Regions from separate parts of the Homo sapiens genome. Here region 2 is linked to region 1. The links are chromatin loops, found by intact Hi-C in ENCODE. Cell type or tissue: heart right ventricle. All regions are shown on one strand. Each heading gives the region's core, and the rest is flanking DNA. Links, peaks and the distances in the headings are about the cores only.

Region 1 (2,913 bases), core at 275-2,774:
CCTCCGGCTGTGAGGGAGGAGCTCTTCCCTCTGACTCCCTGGAGCTCCTCCCCATCACAGGGACACTGCCTTTTTGCTGCTTTAGCCTCATCTGGCCTCTCTGTGGTTTCGTCTCCAGGGTGGCCAACGTGGATGTCTTCATCTGCCAGAGTCAAAGAAAAGGTCAGTGATACTATGCTCCCTTCACCCAGTTATGCCCAGTTACACTGACCTGGTATCCTGGATAACTGGTGTGAGTAAGCTGGTCCAATGCTCCTGTCATCTCCAGTAAGTTCTGATTCTAGATTGACTCCCTGCTCCAACACTCCCTGTATGTGGAACCTTGGGCATGCAGCCAGGCCTCCCTGAGACTGTTTTCTCAACTTGAAAGTGTGATGGGAACCACCTACCTCACTGGGCCTTGTGAGGACTCAGTTATATGTAGCTGTCACCATTGTTCTCATCATCTCAGGAAGAGCCAGGCACAAGCACTCTCAAAGTTCTTTTCTCCTTTGAAGCTCATCATTAGCCCCTCTCAGTCTCATCATCCCTACATTTTTTGGATAAGAAAACAGAGGCCCAAAGAGGGCAGTGACTTGCCCAGGGCCCTAGAGAAGAGGCCGGCTCCTTCCCACACCTGGAGGCACTGACCCAGCTGACTTTACCCCACAGCCCAGCACTATCCCTGACTAGGGTCCCATCTTCGTTCTCCATGCTTGTTTAGGTCCTCAGGCAGGCTCAGCTTTGGTGGGAAAGAAACAGGGTGTTTTGGGAGGTCTGGGTGAGTGGCACTAACCAATCTGCTAGGCCCTCACCTCTCAGTCTCACTGAGACACTCCATTAATTGGAAGCAGACCCAAAATTGCTTCACAGACTGAAGGTGATAATTGTCTGCAGCCAGCTGGTGCAGCTGCATCTCCTGGAGGACTTTGATCTCCTGCAACTAAAGGGAAAGACAGGATGCTGAGACAGGGCCTGCAGCATACACATAACTATAATTCAGAAATTGATATACACACACGTAAATATAATCAGAAAGTGATATAATCTTATATACAACGTTAAATACAAATGTCCCTCAGGCAGGGCCAGGCCCCCAACACAAGGAGAAATCGCTGCCTGAACATGCTGCAGGCAAAAACCTGTCACTCTTTCCTCATTCAGCCCAGTGTCTCATTACATCTCCTGTCGATCAGGGTCTAAATGTGTGGGGCGGAGAACCCCAGCCAATCAGTGGTGCTAGCGTGAAAACTGCCCAATCAGGTGCGCAGCTAGAGAGGAAGAGGCGGGCTCTTCAATATGGCAAGGCCTTCGTCTCCTAGCTTCTAGGCTCTGAGTCCAGTACCCGTCTGTACTATTCCATCTCTTCCGCTCCATTAGCTCCTCGGTGACTCCACCATAGCCCCTGTTATCCTGTGACCTGCAGGTACTGGGAGATCCATAGGGAAGAAGGCGGAACATCCGGAGGCTGGGAAATGGTGAGTGCGCGGAGTGGGTGTCCCGAGAAGGGGGAAGAGGCTGTTTGAATCCGGTCGGAACTGGCTGCGGTGGGATCTTGGCCTCGCGGTCAGCTCTGCAGCAGCTCCGAGTCCCCGTGGGCACAGTTCAGTCCTCACTTCCCTCCGTCGCAGATTAGGAGCTGAGCCTGCAGCCAAAACCCGAGCGTCTTGTTTTGTCCATAAACGCGAATTTCTTTCCAGCCCAGAGACTTTTTGGGCAGCTCTGTGTCGCAATCCCGAGTCTCCTCCAGATTGTGCGGGGACGTCATAAGACGAGAATCCTCATTCAGGGTCTGGAGTTCCTCCGTGGAAGAAGCAGTGGGCCTTGGGGTCCCCAGTCCCTCCTTTCTCCTTTTAAAAATTGTGGCTTATTTTATTTATTTATTTTGGAGACAGTGTCTCACTCTGTGCCCAGGCTAAAGTGCAGTGGCAAGATTTCGGCTCACTGCAGCCTCCACCTCCTGGGCTCAGATGATCCTCCCACCCCAGCTCCCCAAGTAGCTAGGACTAGGGAGACATGCGCCGCCACCTCGCCTGGTTTTGTGGTTTTGTTTTTTGTTTGTTTGGTAGAGACGGGTTTTTGCAATGTTGCTCAGCCTGGTCTCGAACTCCGGAGCTCAGGTGATCCGCCCCCCTCGGGCCTCCTAAAGTGCCGGGATTACATGCATGAGCCACTGTCGTAGCCTAAATTGAGGCATCTTTAGGATATAGTTTCGAAGTGTTTTCCAGCCCAACTCTCCTATTTAAATGTAATACCCCATGTTGGAGGTGGGGCCTGGTGGAAAGTGTTTGGATTATGGGCGTGAATTTCTCATGAATAGTTTAGCACCATTCCTCTTGGTATTGACCTCTCGATAGTGACTGAGTTCCCTGAAGTTCTTATTTAAAAGTGTATAGCAACCCCCTTGCCTTCTTTTCAAGCTCCTGCTTCACCTTGCACCAGGATTTTAAGCTTCCTGGGTGGGGCCCCCCCAGAAGCAGATGCTGGTGTTATGCTTTCTGTACAGCCTGTGGAACCATGAGCCAGTTAATCCTCTTTCTTATAAATTACCCAGTCTGAGGCATTTATAGTAATGCCAGAACCGATTAATACAAACAGTTTATTTGCACAAACAGCAATTTATGAATCAGAGAATATCCAACTATGGTTTGGGGGCTCAAAGGAGAGACTTGGAACAAAAGGCTTTTGTAAGAGGTATGAGGAAGCAAACCAGATTCAGTATTTGATTGGTTACAGTTATGTATTGCATTTGCACCCATCCGGTGGAAATGTCCTGGTTATGTACTTAGAGCTTTATTGGCAGCTTGTGGTTGGTTAAGCCTAAGTTTTGTGTTTTTTTTTTTTTTCTCAAAGTTAGTAATTTGTAAGAAATTCTTTCGACGTAGTTAGGTTTCCTTAGGCAGAATCCCAGAGCATCATGGCCATTTCAGCCTA
Region 2 (2,913 bases), core at 173-2,672, 61 kb before region 1:
TTGGGTGAGACCCAGAGCTGTGCTGGCTTCAGGTATGACCCAGTGCAATTCAAGCTGTGGCAGCCATGTGGAGAGACTCCTTGCTTGAAGAAGAGAGAGGGAAGAGGAAAGGGGACTTTGTCTTGAAGCTTGGTTACCAACTCAGCCACAGTGGAGTAGAGTAACAAGAGGGCTCCTGAGGTCCATGGTTTTTGGCCTTGGCTCCTCAATGGCATTTCTGGAACCACCCTGGGCCAGAGAGGAGCCTACTGTTTTGAAGGAAGAGATGCAGGCCTGTCAGAATTCACCACAAGCTGACTGAAGGGCCCTTGGGTCCTCAGTAAATACCAGCAGAAGCCTGGAAGTACTTGCTGTGGGCTTTGGGTGGTGGTGGCCACAGGGAGTGGCTTCTTATGCTTGAGAAAGGAAAGGGAAGAGTAGGAAGGATGTTGTCTCCTGGCCTCAGTGCCAGCTAAGCCACAGTAAAATAGGGCACCAAGTAAATGCCTAAGGTTCCTGACTCCATGTTCTGGCTACCAGATGGCATTTTGTTATGCCCCAGCCCAGGGTGGGTAAGAAAGCTCACTGCCCTGAAGAAAAGGACATAAGCCTGGCAGGATTTACCACCTCCTGACTGAAGAGAACATGGGCCTTGAGTGAATATCAGTGGTAGCTAGTCAGTGGTCACTGTGGGCCTGTGTGAGACTCAGTCTTGTGCTGGCTTTGAGTTGCACCCAGTGCAGTCCTAGTGATGGTGGCGACAGGGCACTTGTGTCACCCCTACCCCAGCTCTGGGCAGCTCAGCATGAGAGAGACTCCATTTATTTGGTAGAATGTAAGGAAAGAGAAAAAGAGTCCCTGCCTGGTAATCCAGGAACTCTTTTAGATCTTACCTAAGACCACCAAGGTGGCACTTCTACAAGTCTGCAAGCCTTGCTGTGTTACTGGGGTTGGGGAGTCCCTTAATGCAGATATGACTGCAATGACTGAAGACTTAGATTACAACACTGTTTTGTTTGAATACTTAGAAAGCCCTTCTAAGAAGGACAGGTTAAAAAAAAAAGCCCAGAATGCAAAGACTAAAATAAATACCTGACTCATTAATGCCCAGACATCAATGAACATCCACAAAAATTAAGACTATCCAGAAAAACACAACCTCATTAAATGAACTAAATAAGGCACCAGTGTGCAATTCCTAGTGACAGAGACATGTAACCTTTCAGAGAGAGAATTCAAAATAGCTGTTTTGAGAAAGCTCAATAAAATTCAAGATAACACCAAAAAGAAATTCAGAATCTGATCTGGTAAATTTAACAAGTTAATTAAAATTATTTTGAAAAATCAAGACAAAATTCTGGTGCTGAAAAACTCAAATGACATTGAAGAATGCATCAGTCTCTTAACAGCAGAATTGATCAAGCAGGAGAATTAATGAGTTTGAACACAGACTATTTGAAAATATTCAGTCAGAGGAGACAAAAAATTAACAAACAATAAAACATGCTTATGAGATGTAGAAAATATCCTCAAGAGGGCAACTCTGAGTTATGATCTTAAAGAGGAGGGAGAGAGAGAGTTCAGGATAGAAAGTTTATTCAAAGGGATAATGAGAACTTCTCATACCTAGAGAAAGATATTAATATTCAAGTACAAGAAGGTTATAGAAATGAAGCACAATTAACTTAAATAAGACTACCTGAAGGCCTTTAATAATAGCCTCCCAAAGGGTAAAGATAAAGAGTCCTAAAAGCAGCAAGAGAAAAGAAACAGACAGCATTCAAACAGACAAACCAATGTTTGACCGCGGACTCTTCAGTGGAAACCTTAGAGGTCAGGAGATAGTGGCATGATATACTTAATGTGCTGAAGGAAAAGACTTTTATCTAGAATAATATATCCAGCAAAAATATCCTTCACACATGAAGGGGAAATAAAAACCTTTCTAGACACACACACACACACGGATTTTATTAACATCAGGCCTGTCCTACAAAAAATGCTAAAGGGAGTATTTTAATCTAAAGGAAAAAAACATTAATGAGCTACAAGCAAGCATCTGGTACAAAACTCACTGGTAATATTAAGTGCACAAACACAGAATTTCATAGCATTGCAAATGTGGTGTGTAAACTATTGCTATTTTGAAAAGACTGAAAGATTATTCTATAGTGACTTGTATAGTTATTAAAAAACAATAACTCTTTCTCTACCTCCTCTTTAAGGCCATAACTCTTACATTTCCATTTGAGGCTGTTGAAGTTATTAAAAATACTAACCATAGCAAGTTCAAGACACAGACAGTATAATAAGATATAAATAGAAACAAAAAGCCAGGCGCAGTGGCTCATGCCTGTAATCCCAGCACTTTGAGAGGCTAAGTAGGGCAAATCATCTGAGGTCTGGAGTCTGGGACCAGCCTGACCAACATGGTGAAACCCCATCTCTACTAAAAATACAAAATAAGCCTGGCGTGGTAGCACATGCCTGTAATCCCAGCTACTTGGAAGGCTGAGGCAGGAGAATTGCTTGAACCCCAGAGGCAGAGTTTGTGGTGAGCCAACATCATGCCATTGCACTCCAGCCTGGGCAACAAGAGTGAAACTCCATCTTAAAAAAAGAAAGAAAGAAAGAAAGAAACAACAAAGTTAAAAAGTGGAGGAATAAAGTTAAAGTGTATTTTTTATTTGTTTCCTCTTTTCTTTTTCGTTTGTTCTTTTTTACAATATGTTAAGTTGCCATTAGTTGAAATGGGTTATAAGATGTTATTTGCAAGCCTTGTGGTAACCTCAAATAAAAAAACCTGTAACAGACACAAACACATAAAAGCAAAAAATTAAAACATACCACTGGATAAAATCACCTTCACTAAATGGAAGACAGGATGAATGGGAGGGAGGGAGGGAGGAAAGAGCACAAAACAAGAAATCAGAT

What was found. Peaks named below come from ENCODE experiments on the same cell type or tissue, not always from the same donor. Only the 100,000 strongest peaks of a DNase experiment are listed, where the experiment ranks them.
Region 2: it touches region 1 in a loop (5-fold over the local background); 3 of 110 quality-filtered maps call a loop at or near these places.

What each region holds. Positions count from the first base shown.
Region 1 is chr7:64,044,168-64,047,080 of GRCh38, forward strand. ZNF727 (zinc finger protein 727) reads left to right here and starts at 1,267. Exons shown (of 4, transcript NM_001159522.3): 1 at 1,267-1,457. The coding sequence starts at 1,455. In heart right ventricle, for the core only: no CTCF peak of the experiment used is centred there; a DNase peak (open chromatin) is centred at 1,244; H3K4me3 peaks cover 2,071 bases; H3K27ac peaks cover 1,679 bases.
Region 2 is chr7:63,983,274-63,986,186 of GRCh38, forward strand. It overlaps the pseudogene LOC107986731. Among named protein-coding and RNA genes, the nearest start is that of ZNF722, 14 kb to the right of the region's middle. In heart right ventricle, for the core only: no CTCF peak of the experiment used is centred there; no DNase peak of the experiment used is centred there.